Linked DNA regions of Homo sapiens: region 2 is linked to region 1. A link is an interaction called in ENCODE POLR2A ChIA-PET data of the cell type or tissue named here. Cell type or tissue: OCI-LY7. All regions are shown on one strand. Links, peaks and the distances in the headings refer to the core of each region. The heading gives the core; the rest is flanking DNA.

What was found. Peaks named below come from ENCODE experiments on the same cell type or tissue, not always from the same donor. Only the 100,000 strongest peaks of a DNase experiment are listed, where the experiment ranks them.
Region 2: POLR2A ChIA-PET joins it to region 1 with 6 read pairs; 3 of 35 experiments call an interaction of 5 or more read pairs at or near these places.

What each region holds. Positions count from the first base shown.
Region 1 is chr12:96,454,801-96,458,800 of GRCh38, forward strand. No RefSeq gene overlaps it. Among named protein-coding and RNA genes, the nearest start is that of CFAP54, 33 kb to the right of the region's middle. In OCI-LY7, for the core only: no CTCF peak of the experiment used is centred there; a DNase peak (open chromatin) is centred at 2,011; H3K4me3 peaks cover 610 bases; H3K27ac peaks cover 672 bases.
Region 2 is chr12:96,303,011-96,313,887 of GRCh38, forward strand. It overlaps CDK17 (cyclin dependent kinase 17), which reads right to left. Exons shown (of 17, transcript NM_002595.5): 4 at 10,311-10,444; 5 at 8,042-8,167. It also overlaps the pseudogene RNU4-24P. Among named protein-coding and RNA genes, the nearest start is that of CDK17, 92 kb to the right of the region's middle. In OCI-LY7, for the core only: no CTCF peak of the experiment used is centred there; no DNase peak of the experiment used is centred there.

The DNA of each region.
Region 1 (4,000 bases), core at 1-4,000:
ATTATATTAATATGTTTTAATATTTTTTATACATATGTATAGATCCATAAACAATAATGGGCTGTCTTGCATCTTAAATTTTAAGTGGTATAATTTTCTATGCATTATTCTGCAACATTATGTTTTGAGGTTTGTCCATGTTGATAGATCTCTCTTGTGTGTTTGTCTATTTATTGTTTTTCTGGAGTCCATATTATGAATACATTGATTTCAATGTTAAGATTAAGTTTGGCCAAAGATGACTGAAAAAAACAAAATAACAGTGTTGATAAGAAAATTTTCTCTCTCTTGTGTGTATGTCTAAAGATGGTTTTCTTTTCTTTGTTTTTTTTTTTTTTTTTTTTTTTTTTTTTTTTTGAGCTGGAGTCTAGCTCTGTCGCTCAGGCTGGAGTGCAGTGGTGCGATCTCAGATCTCGGCTCACTGCAACCTCCGCCTCCCAGGTTAAAGTGATTCTCCTGCCTCAGCCTCCCAAGTAGCTGGGATTACAGGCATTTGCCACCACACCTGGCTAATTTTTGTATTTTTAGTAGAGACGGGGTTTCTCCATGTTGGCCGGGCTGGTCCTGAACTTCTGGCCTCAAGTGATCTGTCCGCTTCAGGCTCCCGAAGTGGTGGGATTACAGGTGTGAGCCACCATGCCTGGCCTAAAGATGGTTTTCCAGGGATGGTATGGAGTGTCCTAAGTTTAGGGACCCTAGCTTCCTCAATCTTGTTACTCCACTGTGCATAGGCCTTTATGTACAAAGTCACCTCAAAATTCAAGGTGGTCATTCCACCTCTAGTGAACACATCTGCATTACTACAGTACAAGGGAGAAAGGGAAGAAGCCTCATTCCCCCATTTTGCTTACACCAATTGGTGAAAACTTAATCACATTATCAGCTATAATTATCAGCTATAAAGGAGAGTGGGAAGAGGAATTTTCATTCTAAGTGACCACATGCCTCAAATTTGATTGTTCTATTACTGATGAAGAAGGGGAAGGGGAAGTTTAAGAAACAAGTCTCTACCACAATGGATGGACATCTAGGTAATTTCCAAATTTCTGCTTTTTTTTTTTTTTTTTTCCGAGACAGAGTCATGCTCTATGTGGCCAGGCTGGAGTGCAATGATGCGATCTTGGCTCACTGCAACCTCCGCCTCCCAGGTTCACGCCATTCTCCTGCCTCAGCCTCCTGAGTAACTGGGATTACAGGCGCCTGCCACCACGCCCGGCTAATTTTTGTATTTTTAGTACAGACAGGGTTTCACCATGTTGGTCAGGCTTGTCTCAAACTTCTGACCTCGTGATCCATTTGCCTCGGCCTCCCAAAGTGCTGGGATTACAGGTGTGAGCCATTGCGTCCCACCAAATTTCTGCTATTATAAGCAATGCTGTGACAAACATTCATACATATGTCTTCTTGTGTTCACGTAGGACAGTTTCTCTAGCAGAATATGTTTCTGGTAATTCATGTTTTTAACTGTGCCAGATATTGTAGATATTGTCAATTGTCAATTGCTCTCCAAAATGGGTTGTTCCTTTTTTTTTCTTTTTTTTTTGAGACAGGGTCTCCCTCTGTCACCCAGGCTGGAGTGCAGTGGTGTGATTATGGCTCACTGCAGCCTCGACTTCCTAGTCTCAAGTGATCCTCCTGCCTCAACTTGTTGTGTTGCTGGGACCACAGGCATGTACTACCATGCCTGGCTAATGTTTTTTGTTTTTTGTTTTTTGTTTTTTTTTGTAGAGATGAGGTCTCACTTTGTTGCCCAGGCTGGTGTACCAATTTTTACTCCAGCCGTATAAAAGTTCTTGTTTTCCCATATATTCCTAACACTTGGTATTAGAGTACTTTTTTTTAAGTAAGTTAAATTTTTTTTTACAATGTGATGGGATCGTGGGGTGGTGACGTTGGCAAAGGCAGTTTTGGTAGAGTGGTGGAAACTGATGCCAGAGTGCCTGGGTTGAAAGAGAGTGGGAGAAGGGGAAATGAAACTAGTGGGGTATCAGCTACCCTTTTACTAACCTTAGCCATAGAGGGAAGTGAGAGGTAAACCATTAGATGGAATTGGTGGAGCATTTGTGTTACGATTAGAATCCTGGGCTGCTGGGAGTAAGGCAGTAGAGAATGTACCAGAGAAAGAGAGAAAAAGGAATTAATAACTGGAGCAAATGTCTGTGGGGTTTACAATTTCAGAGGTGGGGCATTTCCAGGTGATGATGAAATGGACAGAGTGTGAGAGTTGCTAGCTGTTATGGAACAATAAAGAAGCTCCTTGAGCCCAAGATGCTTTTCATTTATTTATTTATTTATTTTTTAAAACACAAGGCCTAGTTCTCTACTGGAGTGCAGTGGTGCGATCAGAGCTTACTGCAGCCTCAAACTCCTGGGTTCAAGTGATCCCCCCACTTCAGCCTCCAGACTAGCAAGGACTATAGGTGCATGCTGCCATGCCTGGCTAATGATTTTATTTTTTGTAGAAATGGAGTCTCACTTTGTTGCCCAGGCTGGTCTCAAACTCCTGGGATGAAGTCATCCTCTCCCCTTGCCCTCCCAAAGTGTTGGGATTATAGGTATGAGCCACCACACCTGGCCCCAAGATGCTTTGAAGCTTCAAGGGAGTTAAGTAGAATTACTCATTCAACAAATATTTTCAAGCACCTCCTAAGTGTCAGGCATTGTTCTAGAAACTGGAGTTACATGTTGAGTAGAAGAGATAAACACCATTCTCTGTAACAAGAACTGACAGCAAATGTGTAAACAAACAAGAGAACTTTTTTTTATATATACAGAAAATATAGCTACTAGGAAAATAAAACAGGAAAAGGTGTTGTTTTAGCTAAGATGAGCAGGAGTGCAGGCTGGATGTTAGGTTGAATGTTACTCTGGTGCCCTTGAGGAGGAGGAACTAGAGACTTCAGTAGCAACAGGCAAATGGCTGGCCAGGTAATTGGGAATGGGGTGGAATGACGGCTTTTGCGGATTACAAGGAGGTACATCTGCAGAGGGAATTAAGGACAACCTGGGTGTCCTGGAAGCCCATTTGAGTTGGAAACGGTAATGGTGGATTTTCCAGCTCTGATACTTTCTTAGCTGGAGACAATTAAGGAGAGAAGATAGAGGGACAGGCATTAATTAACACGAATTATTGCTTTAATCTTGAACTTAGAGCTATGAGCAATGGGCTTTTTAGAATTTAATTTCTTTTTTTTTTTTTGAAACAGAGTCTTGCTCTGTTGCCAGGCTGGAGTACAGTGGCGTGATCTTGGCTCACTGCAACCTCCAACTCCCGAGTGCAAGTGATTCTCCTGCCTCAGCCTCCCAAGTAGCTGGGACTACAGTCGTGCACCACCATGCCCAGCTACTTTTTGTATTTTTGGTAGAGACGGGGTTTCACCATGTTGGCCAGGATGGTCTCAATCTCTTGCCCTCGTGATCTTCCCACCTTGGCCTCCCAAAGTGCTGGGATTACAGGCATGAGCCACCGCCCTGGCCTAGAATTTAATTTCTAACATTCTTCTAAATAGAGAGTATTTAGTGTCATTAGCTATTTCTTCCTTATAACAAGTGATAAAAACTAATCAGCTTATTTTTATTTTTCCTTTTTCTTTCTACATCTCCTTTTGGTCCTGGACAAGAAGGCTATTTTTATTTCTTTAGAATGTGAAATGTGAAATATTCATTTATCTATTAACAAATTGTGAAATATCTCTTATCTCCCTTTTTCTTCATTCCTGCCCCCCCGCTTTTTTTTTTTTTTTTTTTTTTTTTTTTTTTAAATGGAGTTTCACTCTTGTTGCCCAGGCTGGAGTGCAGTGGTGCAGTCTCGGCTCACTGCAACCTCAGCCTCCTGGGTTAAAGTGATTCTCCTGCCTCAGCCTCCCAAGTAGTTGGGATTACAGGTACCCACTACCACGCCTGGCTAATTTTTGTAGTTTTAGTAGAGACAGTGTTTCACCATGTTGCCCAGGCTGGTCTGGAACTCCTGACCTCAGGTGATCCGCCCAACTGAGCCTCC
Region 2 (10,877 bases), core at 4,073-8,072, 150 kb before region 1:
ATTTAATGATTACATCAAAACAGTACTTACTGAATCTTTAAATAAAATTTTTAGAAAATTTTGCTTGCATTTTTATTTGCTGAACACAACAAGATTAACAATAGATATAATGACTAGCTTGTTGACGTGCTCTCCTACAGAAATTATTCAGAGGACAGAGGACAAAGCTCATTTATTCAACATTTACCCAGCACAATGTTAGGTGCTAGAGAAGACAGACATGATTCCCACTTTCATGAGTTCACAATCTAGCCTGAGTTCCATCCTAGATTATTTTAGAATATTTTAAAAGTTTCACAGAAACAGAAATAATAGCTAAAGAAATAGCACAATAAGCTTTATAATGTGTATGTTGTTGTTCCAGTCTCTGCAGAAACTCAAAAATTGCCAATGCCAACTATAATCACAAGTTGTCATGGTGGGGGTATTTGGGAAAAATTTTCAATTAGCAATAACTGTGCCTTGGATAAACCTCGGGTATGATACTATCACTGCTCAAAGCTTATATTTTCATGTAATATAAGAGCCCCCTTAATGCTGCTTTCCAGACAAATGAAGATAATTTTTTCTGATATTTCACTGTTCCAAGAAAATACTTCACTTTTTGACAGCCCCAAGCAAATTCCTATTCAGATGGCTCTTAGAGTATAAACACATGAAAATTCTAAATATATATATAAATTAAATTATAATTTATAATAGTCTTCCTAGAATTCACTGTAACTTGTAAGCAATACCAAGCCTTATGGGAAACTTTTTGTTTACTTTGGATCTAGCAACATAATTACTCTATCACAGGCTGGAGATGCTGTTCTAGCTGAGCTTCAAAACAAATGAAGCACCAGAGGTCCCCCTTATCCACAGGGGATACTTCTAAGAACACCAGTGGATGCCTGAAACAGCAGACAGCACTGAAACCTGTATGTACTAGGTTTTTCCCTATACATATTAAATACACTCCTAAGATAAAGTTTAATTTATAAATTTTGCAGAGTAAGAGATCAACTAATAAAACAAATAACCATAATAATACACTGTAATAAAAGTTACGTGAATGCAGTCTCTATCTCTTGCTCTCAAAATAATCATACTGGCATTGTATTCACCTATCCTCAGACTATGTTTGACCTCACATAACTGAAATTGTGGAAAATGAAACCACAGATAAAGGGGGAAGCTTCTGTATGTACAGAGGATCCATAGATGACATTTTAAGAGTGAGTATATATTAATACATAAGAAACGGGGCCGGGCACGGTGGCTCATGCCTGTAATCCCAGCACTTTCGGAGGCCGAGAAGGGCGGATCATGAGGTCAGGAGATCAAGACCATCCTGGCCAACATAGTGAAACCCTGTCTCTACTAAAAATACAAAAATTAGCTGGGTGTGGTGGTGCATACCTATAATCCCAGCTACTCGGGAGGCTGAGGCAGAAGAATCGCTTGAACCCAGGAGGCGGAGATTGCAGTGAGCCAAGATCGTGCCACTGCACTCCAGCCTGGCGACAGAGCAAGACTCTGTCTCAAAAAACAACAAAAAAGAAACAGCAGGGGAAGAGGGAGGCTTTTTCAAACATTCATTTCCCTCTCTGTGGGAATTACCGAGTTACTGTTAACGAAAGAAATGTGTTTTATCCCTTAGACTTGGTGGGCAGGGGGAAAGACTGAGAATCTCTATTCTACTCAGTCACTTTGTCTTACAAAAATTGCTATTATCATCACCACAATACCACCTTAATCCTGTACTCCTGTACATAATATGCTAAAGGTAAATTCTGTGGGACTTTGAACCTCACTCCCACATTCCATCTTATATTTCTAATTGCTGAGAGATGTAAGGACTTGATTGTATTTTCTCACCTGCTCTGAGAATTAAGAAAGGTCTATATAGTCTATTGGTAAAACCAGGAATGAAGAATCCAAACATTCATTGTTTAGGAAGGCATATGCTCTTAAAATGTATAAACCTATAATTTGAATACAATAAGACAAATTTTTATATATGGATGACCTCCATTATAATTGAAGCTGCACTCAGTCTCACAAAACTTCCACTGGGTATACCATTATCGTAAGGGCAAGGAAGCTCTGATGAATCCTGACTATCTACATATAGGCTTTGCCACTATTCTAATATTTAACTAAATATGTTGACAATGTTTTATTTCTTATCAATCATAAAGGACTACTAAATAGCACGTCACCATCCAATAGCCAATATTTTTAACATGACATATGATCACTAAATGTAATGTGGTATCCTGGAGGGAGTATCGGGACAGAAAAACAACACTGACAAAAAATTAGTGAAATCTGAATAAAGTATGGAGTTTTGTTACTAGTAATGTACCAATGTTGGTTCCTTAGTTGTGACAAATGTATTAAAGTAATATAAAATGTTAATAATATGGTAACTGGGTATGTGGTATAGAAGAACTATATAATTTTTGTAATTTTTTCTGTAAATCTAAAACTAAAATTATGTTTATGTAAATAAAAAGTCACTGGAAAGGATTAAGGTAAGAAATGGGAGACTGAACACACATCAGTTTATAGGGATAACAGATAGTCTTAAGCATCCTGAAAAGATGGGATAGTAAGGGGGACAACTTCTCAAGATTAAAAACAAAAAAGAACAGAATGGGTATATGCATAGGTAGATTTGCAAGTTTGTTATACAGAAAAGGAGGGAGTTTTCGGTTAATGGCCACCCCCTTTTTTTTTGAGACAGGGTCTCTTGCTCTGTCGACAAGGCTGGAGTGCAGTGGTGCAATCATGGCTCACCACAACCTCATCCTCTTGGGCTCAAGTGATCTTCTCACCTCCTACCTACTGAGTAGCTGGGACTACAAAGGTGTGCCACCACGCCTGGCTAGTTTTGTTAATTTTTTGTAAAGATGGAGGTCTCACTATGTTGCCCAGGCTGGTCTTGGACTCCTGGGCTCAAGCAAACCTCCTGCCTCAGCCTCTCAAAGTGGTGGGATTACAGGCATGAGCCACAACATCTGGCCCTCTCTCTTTTTTATGATATAGGAAGAGAGATCATCTGCTTACAGTAAGAGAGGAAGAGTTAATCAGAGAAAGACAGTGGGATAGCCAGACAACACTGGGGATCTATGCGAGATTGATGACCATAAATTTATATTAGACCCATTCAGCCCTACTGTATAACTTTCTCCAGGAAAAATGAATTGTTTCTTAATTCCTACTCAAGCAAAGGTTTTATGTTATTTTTACTACTCATTATATATTGCCATTAGAAAATATGAAAATAGGCCAGGAGAGGTAGCTTACACCTGTAATGTCAGTGATTTTGGAGGCCAAAGCGGGAGGACTGCTTGAGGCCAGGAGTTCAAGACAAGCCTGGATAATATAGTATGACCCTGTCTCTACAAATAATTTGTACAAAAAAAAAAATTATATATATATATGAGAACAACACATTGAAAGTTTAAAACTTTTAGAAGACAAGGCTAAATTTTACATTTTACCTTAAAAAATATTTTATTTTTTAGATTAAGGGTATATTATCCATGGAAAAATGAAGTCTAGTACATGTGAAGAATATTTTTCTTTTCCTACCTCCTTTCTATCCATCCCTAATCTTTACCCATCTCCTTTACACATAAACCAAGGGTCCAGACTTCTATGCTGAAGAACTGATCTCTTTGAAAAAACTTTTACTTTTTAGGTATATAAAGAATATATTATCCACAGATACACAAATTCTAATACATATAAAAAAATGAGTTTCTTTTTCCCACTCCTTTTCCATCCATCCCTAACTTTCACATGCCCTCCCTTCACTGACTATGTTCAAATATAAACCTAGGGTAGAGATTTTCATTTTGAAGAATAATTTTTAATGTATTTCCAAAAAGTATGCTTTACTAAGGTAGATGAATAATGAAATGGATGCATCAGTAAAATCCAAAACATAGCTGGCATGATTTATCTGAAATCTATAAGCCATTTCAGAATTTTCTGAAAAGGGAAGTAGGCAGGCCAGGCGCAGGGGCTCACGCCTGTAATCCCAGCACTTTGGGAGGCTGTGGCAGGAGGATCACCTGAGATGGGGAGTTCAAGACCAGCCTGACCAACATGGAGAAACCCCATCTCTACTAAAAATACAAAATTAGCCGGGTGTGGTGGCGCATGCCTGTAATCCCAGCTACTCGGGAGGCTGAAGCAGGAGAATCGCTTGAACCCGGGAGGCGAAGGTTGCGGTGACCCGAGATCATGCCATTGCACTCCAGCCTGGGCAACAAAAGTGAAACTCTGTCTCAAAAAAAAAGCGGGGGAGGTAGGTAGGAACACTTAACCATAAATAAAAACTTTAATCACTTAGCATTCATTAGAGGGCACTGTTTTTCTTAATATCATGTAGACTGTAAAAGATAGCTCCTAAATGATAGCTTAAAAAAATTACATGGTGATTAAATCACATTTTTACTCCCAATTGGAACAAATACAACCTCAAAATTTATCCTAAGTACCAATCTTTGATAAAAACTGATAGCCGAAGAAAACTTTTGACTTGACAATCAAATGGCAAAATCATCCCAATAAAAATGTCTTGGCCAGGCACAGTGGCTTATGCCTGTAATCCCAACACTGTGGGAGGCTGAGGCAGGTGGATCACTTGAGGTCAGGAATTCAAGACCAGCTTGGCCAACACGGCAAAACCCCATCTCTACTAAAAATGCAAAAATTAGCCAGGCATGGTGGCACATGCCTGTAATCTCAGCTACTAAGGAGGCTGAGGCATGAGAATCACTTGAACCAGAGGCAGAGGTTGCAACGAGCCGAGATCGCGCCATTGTACTCCTGCCTGGACGACAAAGTGACACTCTGTCTCACACACACAGACACACACACACACAAAAAATGTCTTAAGCAGTGATGCTAAATTATGATAATCATATGCTTATACCAAAATCAAGTTTGTGTTATACTTTTTACCATATTTATATACTGGTGAATGTCAAATAACAATGTGCTCATGGTATATACAGCATAAAGTGATTTTATTTTTTAGAGTATGTCACCAAAATATTTTGTAGACTATCTAACTAGAATATCTAATCTGGCCCACAGGGGCCAGATGCTATGGGCGGCTCACACCTATAATCCTAGCACTTCGGGAAACCAATGCAGAAGGACCGCTTGAGCCCAGGCATTTGAAACCAGCATGGGCAACACAGTGAGATGCCATCTCTAAAAAAAAAAAAAAAAAAAAAAAGTTTTTTAATTAGCTGGGTGTGATGGTGTACACCTGCAGTCTTAGCTACTCAGGAGCCTGACATGTGAGGATTGCTTGGGCCCAGGAGTTCAAGATTACAGTGAGCTATGATCGTGCTACTGCATTCCAGCCTAGGTGACAGAGTGAGACCTTGTCTCTAAAGAAAATAGTTCCATTATATAATAATATGTAAAGGCTGGATGCAGTGGCTCACCCCTGTAATCCCAGCACGTTGGGAGGCCGAGGCGGGTGGATCACCTGAGGTCAGGCATTCAAGACCAGCCTGGCCAACATGGTGAAATCACATCTCTACTAAAAATACAAAAATTAGCAGGACATGGTGGCGCATACCTATAATCCCAGCTACTCGGGAGGCTGAGGCCAGAGAATCGCTTGAACCCGGGGAGGCAGACTGCAGTGAGCCAAAATTGCACCACTACACTCCAGCTTGGGTGACAGAGCAGGACTCCGTCTCCAAAAATAATAATAATAATAATAATAATAATAATAATAATGTAAAAAAGGAGATACAACAACTGCTAGCAATCCAAGAGTCATCATCAATTTCTCTTCCTTCAGGTGCAAAGTCCAAGTGGGTATTAGGTGGTATTTTATCCCTTCCTGGTCCCTAGGATTTATGTTCTGCTTTCTATTTCCATCTGATTGCCACATCATCCTTAATTTTGAATACATTCCTAATTCTCCCTGCCTCTAGTCTTTCTCTCTAATTCATTGTTTGTACTTTTCCTAAAGCTATTGCTATGAAACAAAAATGTGACCATGTCAGCCTTTGTTTAAATAAATACCTTTGATGTCTTCTCATTACATGGGAAGAAGTCCAGACTTCTTGGCCTGACCTCTAAGGCTTTTCATTCTGGATCTGTCCTGTCCGTTCAAGCCATAGCTTTTATATTATTCCATATTACCCTTCATATCAGTTCTGATTTCCCAAACATGACATCTACACCCAAACCTCTGGGTTTTAGTTTTAGTACATGAAGTTTCCTCTTCTTACAACACCCTTCATTCATAGGCCGTTTTTGACTGACAAATTTCTGCCCATCCTTCTAGGACCAGCTCAAGTGCTATCTCTGTAAGCTTGTGATTTGCCAAGGCATTTTACTTGCTGCCTCTTTTGTTGTCCCAAAGCACTTTATATGTATCTCTACTACAGGACTATAGTCATCCAAAAGAGATTCTCACATAAACAATCACCTGAATTTACATTAAAGTGATACTGCAATAAGAAAAGTTATCCTTTGAATAAATGGTGCTGGGTTAATTACTAAATATTAAGAAAATATATTTGTAAGACATGTAACTGACAAAGGTCCTGTATATAAAGTATACTTAAAAATTCGTATAAACCAATAAAAAAGACAGAAAACCCAATAGAAAAAAGAAGAAAAACAGACTTGGGTAGTTAATTCACAAAAGAGAGTATCTAAATATAAACATACAATAAACATACGATGAATAATAAACACACAGAAAGGTGTTCAACTTAGTCATCAGAGAAATGCAAAATAAAACCAAGAGACCACTATCAACTTGCTAGAAAACTTAAAATAATAATTTTTAAAAGACATTATCAAAAGTTGGCAAGGAGAACAACCAGAACTATTATATGCTAGTGATATACGTATAAGTTGGTACAACCACTCTGGAAAGCTGTTGACAGTATCTAGGGAAGCAGAATATAATGCAACAATTCCACTCCTAGGTAAGCACTCAACAGAAATGCTTACATGTTAACCAAAAAACATGCACAGGAATGGTGATAGAAGCATTATTTGGTAATAGCCAAAAACCGAAAACAACCAGAATGCCCATCGATAGGAGAATGGATGAAGTACAGTACACTCATAAATGGAATACCATGCAACAATGAAAACGAATTATCTATAATTACATGCAAAAATAGGGCTGAAACTCACAAACATAACACTGAACAAAAGAAGCTAACAACAAAAATAATACATACTGTATAACTTCCATACATACTGGGATACATATTGTGCAATATATATATACAAACTTTGTATAAGTATATAATTCTGTATATCTACATAAAATATATTTTAATATAATTACATATTCATAATTACACAAAGCTCAGACGTTTTAATAAGGATAATCAGAAAGAGAATATTACACATTTAAAAAACAAATAAGAATATATGTGAATGGGATTTTAGAAGATCCAGATACCAAAACATACTATAAAAACAGTATGATCAGAACAATGTCACACATATGGGTAAAACTAATCTTTAGCATCAGAAGGCAGAGAGTATGGCTACAGTTGAGGAAGTGAGGAATACTAAGTAAAGAGAAAGGGAACAGAAGGGGGTTTCTGGGATTTCTGAAATTTTCTTTTACTGATCCAGGTACTGGTTACACAGGTATATTAACATTTCAAAGGTTCGTTGAGCTGTACAATTATGGTTTGTGTACTTCTCTGTATATCTAGTATATATTAATACATGTTTATTTATCCAGCACATATCTAGTGTATCTATATATCTAGTATGTATTTATCTACCTAGCATGTATTAATAACATTTACCAAAAATAAAATATACCTTAAATCCTATTCCAATATGCATCCTATTGAATGCATCTTAAGGACTCCAATAAACCTTTAAGAATGGAAAATAATAAAAATCGAGAAGGCAATATAATAAAATTTAGCTATTCTAAAGTCAAGTATAAAAATTAATTTAAAATGTTTACACCCAGAAGCAGCAAACAAGCAGATCTGATTGATGGTGGAGGTATAGGAGACCAAAAACTTACTAAGGAAGCTCTACGAGACCTTCGACTCATTGGTTGGTCAAATGGTGGACTGTTTATCTGCAACTTTTCAAGATATCCATCAGGTATTCTGATGTCTGCAGGCAGTGATAACCGCTTATTTAAATCCTTAAAAAAAAAAAAAGGTAATCCAAAATAGTAAAGGCAAGGCATTTGGCTTTTGTATTCACAGGCTCTAACATATTATTTCTTAGTGATAAGTAATTGTAAAGTTTTATTGCAGTTGCAAAGTTACCTACATTGATTATATGTAATATACTCATGGCAAAAACATTTACTGTAAGCAAAAGTATACAGCGAAGTGTTACAGAAATGAAATTTTGCAACCTCAGTAATTTTTGAGTCCTTTCACTGGTAAATTCAACTTGAAATTTACTTTAAATTTATTATACCATATAGTAACATTAGGCAAACACTACCACAAACTCTGTGATCAGTTTAAATAACTAACCAAGTAGACATTATATGATCTTGTATGCAACATGGGGAAAGAGAATTGTATTTATTACTGCCATGTTAATGGCATTTCTACTTTATTTAATTATACAATGTGAGCTGGGATAAACTTGAAAAGAATCTTGCCTATATCATTGTATCAAGAAATTTAAGCCCTATAAAAAGAAATTCCTCCCATTCATAACAGCAGCCAAACCATGAAACGGAATGGAGAGGTATAGGAACTGCATAAATATTTACTGAGAAATATAAGACTTAAGTATAAAAACATACAATGCCACCAAATGGTAAGAATAAGTAAGGAGAAGATACTGGTCCTCCCTATATTAATTTTATAAGTTATATAACCACTAAGAAATCACAATAAGCTTATTCTTAGAACAAAATAAAATGCCTAAAATGTATCAATAGAATAAACAGAAAAAATCCAAAAACATTCTAAAATAAGAAAGAGTATATGTGTATATGGGGGAGGGATACAGAAAGAAGTCTTTCCAGATATTAAAATATACTACAGGTCAGGCGCAGTGGCTCAAGCCTGTAATCCTAGCACTTTGGGAAGCCAATATGGTGAAACCCTGTCTCTACAAAAAATACAAAAAAATTAGCCGGGCATGGTGGTGTGTGCCTGTAGTCCCAGCTACTTGGGGCTAAGGCAGGAGGATCACTTGAGCCCAGGAGGTTGAGGCTGTGGTGAGCTGAGATCCCACCACTGTACTCCAGTCTGGGTGACAGAGTGAGGCCCTGTCTCATAAACCAGAAAAAAATATATACTATAAAAAGAATATAATCTAGAGCATGCCTCCTTGGTGGTGGGGAAACAAATTATAGCTCAACGAAGAATGAGAAACTCCAGATACAGACCCTAATACTAAATAAAACAAATGATTTTAAAAAATCATCTATAAGGTGAAGAAAAATAAGAAATATTTTCATTAGTATTGTGTCACATAAATATATCGTTGATTTCAACAAGTGAAAATGTTAATTTATCATTTAGAAAACTGATAAGATTTCCTTAACTGATTAAGAAGAATCCTTTTATAATGAAAATATAATCAACCAATAGGAGAGATACCTTAATCATCATCTCAACAGCACCAAAAAAGCAACAATACTTTCATTTCAAAACATGTTCAATTTTTTTTTGCAGAAACCTATTTTAGTTTACAGTACGTACTGAAATAACAGTCACGATCAACTTATGTCCTCAAGGTTATACCACAACACTTACAAAGAAAAGAAAATGAATTCTTCATCCTTTTACACGGAGAAATAAATGTGCTTCAGAGATCAGTAGGTACAGTGAACCACAAAGGAAAGGACACCCACTTTTATAATATAATGCAAGAAAAAAAAGCTGTTTATTTATACCTCTTAAAATTTGAAACAGAGAAAATAAAATGCTAATTATCCAGATGAATCTCAAAAATATCATTAAAATCGTATTTTCTAAAAAGAAGACATTGCTAATGTATCATTCTGTATTTCCAGAATTTTTGAAAATTCACTTCTCCTTAATGGATAACCTAAAATAACGTTTCGCAAAAAATTAAAATAAAATGTTTCACAGAATGCGAACAACTATATTACATATCTACATTGGGATAAAAATTAAAAAAGAGGAAATATTCACAGACTGCAATTTATGAATGCAAAGAAGTAACTTTCTTACAAGTGTCACGTGTCTTCATGAAAATTTTTAAATGGGCATTTACTCCACTTGATATGTATGTGTATTAACATATACCAACACACATATTCACAAGTATATTTGTATTTTTTAAATGATTACCTCCATTGAGATCCGTCTATGTATACGATTTCTGAGACAAACACCTGTAGGTGACTGGACTTCATCAGATGATGTCCCAGAAGCTTGGTCACTCTCACCATCTGATCCCATTTTTAGATTTTCATGAACAATATCTATATCAAAAAATGAGACATTAAAAGAGATACATTATATTCTAATATATAATTTATTATCACTATGGGTAAAATATAGAAGGCCAACGAGTAAAAATCACAGCATAAAAAGTCATTTACATTCTGGGTGCCACAGGTATGCAGTTAATAGATGAAAACATGACTCAAATGTCTTAAAATAGTATGAAATCTTTTTACACTTTCAAATTATGAAAAAAATTAACATTCAAGTTATTATCAAGGGTTGAGTAATAAAATTATAAACTGGAAATAATATCTCTGAGAATGAGCCAGTTCTTTCATTTTCTAGATCTGGGAACTGAGACTTGAAAGGTTAAATGACTTTCAAAAGTTCACAAAGCTTAGATGCAGAGCTGGAATAGACACCTGGTCATCTGCCTCTTATTTAGTATTCTTTCAATTAAATAATGTG